Linked DNA regions of Homo sapiens: region 1 is linked to region 2. Evidence: read pairs that join two places in POLR2A ChIA-PET (ENCODE). Cell type or tissue: B cell. All regions are shown on one strand. Links, peaks and the distances in the headings refer to the core of each region. The heading gives the core; the rest is flanking DNA.

Region 1 (2,803 bases), core at 243-2,742, 500 kb after region 2:
CAACCTTATTACTATCCCATTAACGACAAGCAAATACATTAAAAAAAAAAAAAAAAAAAAGGCTGGGCGCGGTGGCTCACGCCTGTAATCCCAGAACTTTGGGAGGTTGAGGCGGGCGGATCATGAGGTCAGGAGATCGAGACCATCCTGGCTAACACAGTGGAACCCCATCTCTAGTAAAAATACAAAAAAAAAAAAATTAGCCGGGCGTGGTGGCGAACGCCTGTAGTCCCAGCTATGTGGGAGGCTGAGGCAGAAGAATCGCTTGAACCCAGGAGTTGGAGGTTGCAGTGAGCCGAGATCACACCACTGCACTCCAGACTGGGCGACACAACGAGACTCTTTAAAAAAAAAAAAAAGGCCAGGTGTGGTGGCTCACACCTGTAATCCCAGCACTTTGGGAGGCCGAGGCGGGTGTGGGTCGCCTGAAGTCAGGAGTTCTAGACCAGCCTGGCCAACATGATGAAACCCTGTCTCTACTAAAAATACAAAAATTAGCCGGGCGTGGTGGCGTGCGCCTGTAATCCCAGCTACTCCGGGGGCTGAGGCAAGAGAATCACTGGAACAGGGAGGCAGAGTTGCAGGGAGCCGAGATCACACTCCAGCCTGGGGGACAGAGCCAGACTCTGTCTCAAAAAAAAAAAAAAAGAGGGCCAGGTGCGGTGGCTTATGCCTGTAATCGCAGCACGTTGAGAGGCCAAAGCAGGTGGATCACGAGGTCAGGATTTCAAGACCACCCTGGCCAAGATGGTGAAACCCGTCTGTAGTAAAAATACAAAAAAATTAGCCGGGCATGGTGGCGGGCGCCTGTCATCCCAGCTACTCAGGAGGCTGAGGCAGAGAATTAGAGAATTGCTTGAACTTGGGAGGCAGAGGTTGCAGTGAGCCGAGATCACACCACTGTACTCCAGCCTGGGCGACAAAGCGAGACTGCGTTTCAAAAAACAAAAAAAAGAGTCTGGAGCTTCAGGACTTCAAGGCTGCAATGAGCTCTGATCGTGCCACTGCATTCCAGCCTGAGCGGCGAGGGAGACCTTGTTCCTAAAAAAAAAAAGAATTGGGAGGCTTTAGAGAAGTGTGTAACTTATGCTACAGCTTAAACAATGGTCTCAAGAAATCAAAAAACAAATTTTACAAGTTCAAAAATAATCATAAAAAATACTTTGTGTTTATTTGTGGAATGGAGTTAAATTCTACCGTTAGTACGCAGTGGCTAAGGGCGGACTTGAAGATCTCCCAGGAAATTTGATAATCACGCCGGCGGACACGTTTCCCACTCTCCACCAGGGGGCGGTGCGGCGCACTCCCTGCCGCTTGAGACAAACAGACACGCATATTCATTCAACAAACCTGAACCCATGAGAACCTACTTTGTGCCGGGCCTCCTTCTAGTTTCCCGATCTGTGAAATGGGAATTAGAATGTCCCTGCCGCCATGGAGCTCACTTTCTCCAGAAGACAGACAACAAACAGCTAAACAAAGGAATAGGTAGAGGCCAGGCGCGGTGGTTCAGGCCTGTAGTCCCAGCACTTCGGGAGGCTAAGGCCAGAGGATCGCTTGAGGCCAGGAATTCGAGACCAGCCTGGGTAACATAATGAGACCTCCCCCCCCCCATCTCTACAAAAAAATTTAAAATTAGCCAGGCGTGGTGGTGTGCACCTGTGGTCCCAGGTACTTGGGAGGCTGAGGAAGGAGGATCATTTAAGCCCAGGAGTTGGGCATCTGGGCAACATAGTAAGACCCTCTCTCTAAAAATAAAATAAATAAAATACAAAATAAAATATAAAATTTAAAAAGGCCTGGAGTGGTTCGAGGCCAGCCTGAGTGACATGGTGAGACACTGTCTCTACTAAAAATACAAAAATTAGCCGGGCATGGTGGTGCGGGCCTGTAATCCCAGCTACTCAGGAGACTGAGACACGAGAGTCACTTGAACCTAAGAGGCAGAGGTCGCAGTGAGCTGAGATTGTGCCACTGCACTCCAGCCTGGGCGACAGAGCAAGACTCTGTCTCAAAAATAAATAGAATAAAATATAAAAGAAATTAAAAAGAAAAAATTAGCAGGGCATGGTGGCACACACCTGTGGTCCCAGCTACTCAGGAGGCTGAGGTGGGAGGCTCACTTGAGCCCAGGAGGTTGAGATTACAGTGAGCTGTGATCACACCACTGCTCCGCTTGGGCAACAGAGCAAGACACTGTCTTAAAAAAAATAAGGCCATGTATAGTGGCTCATGCCTATAATCCCAGCACTTTGGGGGGGCGGAGGCAGAAGGATCACCTGAGCCCAGGAGTTATAGACCAGCCTGGGCACCATGGGGAGACCTCATCTCTACAAAATAATATAAAATTAGCTGGCCATGGTGGCACAAGAAGGTAGTCCCAGCTATTCAGGAGGGAGGCTGAGGTGGGAGGATTGCTTAGGCCTGGAAGGTTGAGGCTGCAGTGAGCCATGTTCACACCTCTGCACTCCAGCCTGAGTGACAGAGTGAGACCCTGTCTAAAAAAAAAGAAAAAGGCTGGACACAGTGGCTCATACCTGTAATCCCAGCACTTTGGGAGGCCGAGGCGGGTAGATCACGAGGTCAGGAGATGGAGACCATCCTGGCTAACTCAGTGAAACCCGTCTCCACTAAAAATACAAAAAATTAGCCAGGCCTGGCGGCGTGCGCCTGTAGTCCCAGCTACTCAGGAGATTGAGGCAGGAGAACGACGTGAACCCAAGAGGTGGAGCTTGCAGTGAGCAGAGATCATGCCACTGCACTCCACCCTGGGCAACACAGCAACAAGACTCCATCTCAAAAA
Region 2 (2,803 bases), core at 132-2,631:
AACGGCAGCAGGGCCTCCTCCCCGTCGGGCTTCCTCCACCATTAAGGCAGCTTCAGCACCCCCTCTCCAAAAGGTGGCACTCCGCCCCCTCTTCAGAGAACTCCTCTCCCCACGTCTGTCTCCAGCCTAGGCCTCCCCTCTGAGCCCCAGACTCAACGAAGCAACAGCCCCGTCCTGGACATACCCCAGGCACCTCACACCACCACGTCAAAACCAACCTCAGCATCACCCGAAATCCCACTCCTCCACATCCCCATCTCAGGGGAAGGCCAGCTGTCCACCCTCTCACCCGCTCATGCCCCAAGACCCACCTGATGTGCCTCCTGAACACGCCTCCCACTCAGCCCCTCCTCTCCAACCCCGAAGCCCCCAGCTGGGTCCAGGCCCCTCCTCACCTGCCTCGGCCCAGCACCAGGGCACCCAGACTCCCTCCCTCTAATCTGCACTCCGAAGCCCAAACCTGAGCCTGCCCTACCCTTCAAATGACCCTCACCTACCAGCCCCCAGCCCCGGAAACCCTTTAGGACCAGAGTCTGGTGGGAAAGAAGGGCCCAGGGATGCTGGGACACTCACTCTTTGGGGGCAGGGACTTTGGATGTGTTCTCGAGGATGAGGTCAACCCGAAGGGGTTTCTTGAGAAGCAGTGACTTCTTCTGGACTTTGGTTCTCTTCTTTGTCAGCCCTAAGAATGGGAAAGAGAACAAGTCAAGGCCTCAGCCCTACCCACTGCCAAAGACCACCCACCCTATTCACCTCCATGGGAGCCATCAGACCTGAATCCCAAGTCACCCCAGGAGACTTGGAGGTCCCCAGGCTCCTACCTGGAGGTAGAGGCCCCTAAGGATGGGGCCCAAGGTGCCCAAGCTCTGACCCTCCACAACCAAGTGCTGGGCCAGCAGGAGGCAGGCCCCATGCTGGGGACACGAAGAGTCACGCCCACAGCCACATAGGAGGGTCTTCCAGACAAACAGGGAACCTCTTCCCTGCATGGTGGCTCACGCCTGTAATCCCAGCACTCTGGGAGGCTGAGGTGGGAGGATCGCTTGAGCCCAGGAGTTTGATGCCAGCCTGAGCAACATAGTGAGATCTCATCTCAGGGGGAAAAAAAAAAGGAAGAAAGCAAGTCATCAGTTGACACTGAAGCCCAGGGAGGGCCACAGAAGTGGACTTGGGACCCAGGATGGCCACTTCTCAGCATAACTTCTAGTTCTCTGGTTTTTACTGTCTTTTTCCTCCCACAAAGATACCTGTGGTTTTTACTTCAAAAGCCTAACAGTTAAAAGCAGTAACTCTACAGCAAAACACTCTAGAATGGAATAACACCCTTGCATGGACTGTGGGACCTCACACAAGAGGCTTAGCTCCTCCGTGCCCCCAAAATGAGGATGTGGATACCTCCCTCACTAGGCCGTTATGAAGATGTAATCATTTAAGGCCCACAAAGCACAGGGGCTGACCTGGTTGACTGCTCACAACCACTATGATCTTTGTCCGTGTTTCCTTACTAAAGTGGAACCCATAAACTGCCTCTTTCCTGCCCCCCAAAGAGGCTTCCCACTCGCCAAAGCACGCCGGTAACTACTTTCCCATCTGTTCATTACGGGCAGGTCACTGACTTACCCTTTACACTCACACACCAGATCAACTCACTTCGGTCAAGGCTGACTTCTCTAATAACCCCCCACTTTTTTTTTTTTTTGAGACAGAGTCTTGTAACCCAGGCTGGAGCGGAGTGCAATGATGCGCTCTTGGCTCACTGCAACCTCTGCCTCCCAGGTTCAAGCAACAATCCTGCCTCAGCCTCCTGAGTAGCTGGAATTACAGGCATGCGCCACCACGCTCGGCTAATTTTGTACTCTTAGTAAAGACGGGGTTTCTCCATGTTGGTCAGGCTGGTCTCAAACTCCCGACCTCAGGTGATCCACCCGCATCAGCCTCCCAAAGTGCTGGGATTACAGGCGTGAGCCACCACGCCCAGCTTGAGACAGAGTCTTGCTCTGTCGCCCAGGCTGGAGTGCAGTGGTATGATCTTGGCTCACTGCAACCTCTGCCTCCCGGGTTCAAGCGCTTCTCAGTAGCTGGGATTACATGCGTGTACCATGACGTCCGGCTAGTTTTTGTATTTTTAGTAGAGACGGGGTTTCGCCATGCTGCCCAGGCTGGTCTCCAACCCCTGACCTCAAGTGATCCGCCCCACCTCGGCCTCCCAAAGCGCTGGGCTTACAGGTGTAGGCCACTGCACCCAGACTCTAATAACCACTTTTTACCTGCCTATTGGAAGTCTCCTGTACCTCAGGGCAGCTCCTTCCACTCTATCTGGTCACTGAACCAGGTCCGCTCATTTTCATTAAAACATACCCTTTGACTGATCTCACACAAGCTCACTCTCTTGCTCATTAAAGCAGACCCCTTCGCTTGCTTCCAGGCTGTTCATTAGAGCAGATCATCTGTTCTTAGTTTGTTTTTCTACATATTGAAGTAAACACTATTACTCACCAGAGCAATCCCTCCCTCACGCCTCATCTTGTTTCAGCAGATCCCCACCCTACATTCTAGCAACTTAAGGCAAGCAAGTTAAGACGTGTGTTACCCGCTCACTAAAGCAAGTCCTCTTATTCCTATTAAAGCTCATCTTGGCCAGGCGCAGCGGCTCACGCCTATAACCCCAGCACTTTGGGAGGCCAAGGCGGGTGGATCACCTGAGGTCAGGAGTTTGAGACCAGCCTAGCTGACATGATGAAGACCCATCTCTACTAAAAATACAGAAATTAGCCAGGCTTGACCAGGCGTGGTGGCTCATGCC

The links. Peaks named below come from ENCODE experiments on the same cell type or tissue, not always from the same donor. Only the 100,000 strongest peaks of a DNase experiment are listed, where the experiment ranks them.
Region 1: POLR2A ChIA-PET joins it to region 2 with 7 read pairs; 2 of 35 experiments call an interaction of 5 or more read pairs at or near these places.

What each region holds. Positions count from the first base shown.
Region 1 is chr19:47,246,059-47,248,861 of GRCh38, reverse strand. No RefSeq gene overlaps it. Among named protein-coding and RNA genes, the nearest start is that of CCDC9, 9.1 kb to the left of the region's middle. In B cell, for the core only: CTCF peaks have their summits at 1,089 and 1,294 (motif pointing right); a DNase peak (open chromatin) is centred at 1,291; H3K27me3 peaks cover 1,224 bases.
Region 2 is chr19:47,748,057-47,750,859 of GRCh38, reverse strand. It overlaps NOP53 (NOP53 ribosome biogenesis factor), which reads right to left. Exons shown (of 13, transcript NM_015710.5): 3 at 574-682. Among named protein-coding and RNA genes, the nearest start is that of NOP53, 3.9 kb to the right of the region's middle. In B cell, for the core only: no CTCF peak of the experiment used is centred there; a DNase peak (open chromatin) is centred at 1,468.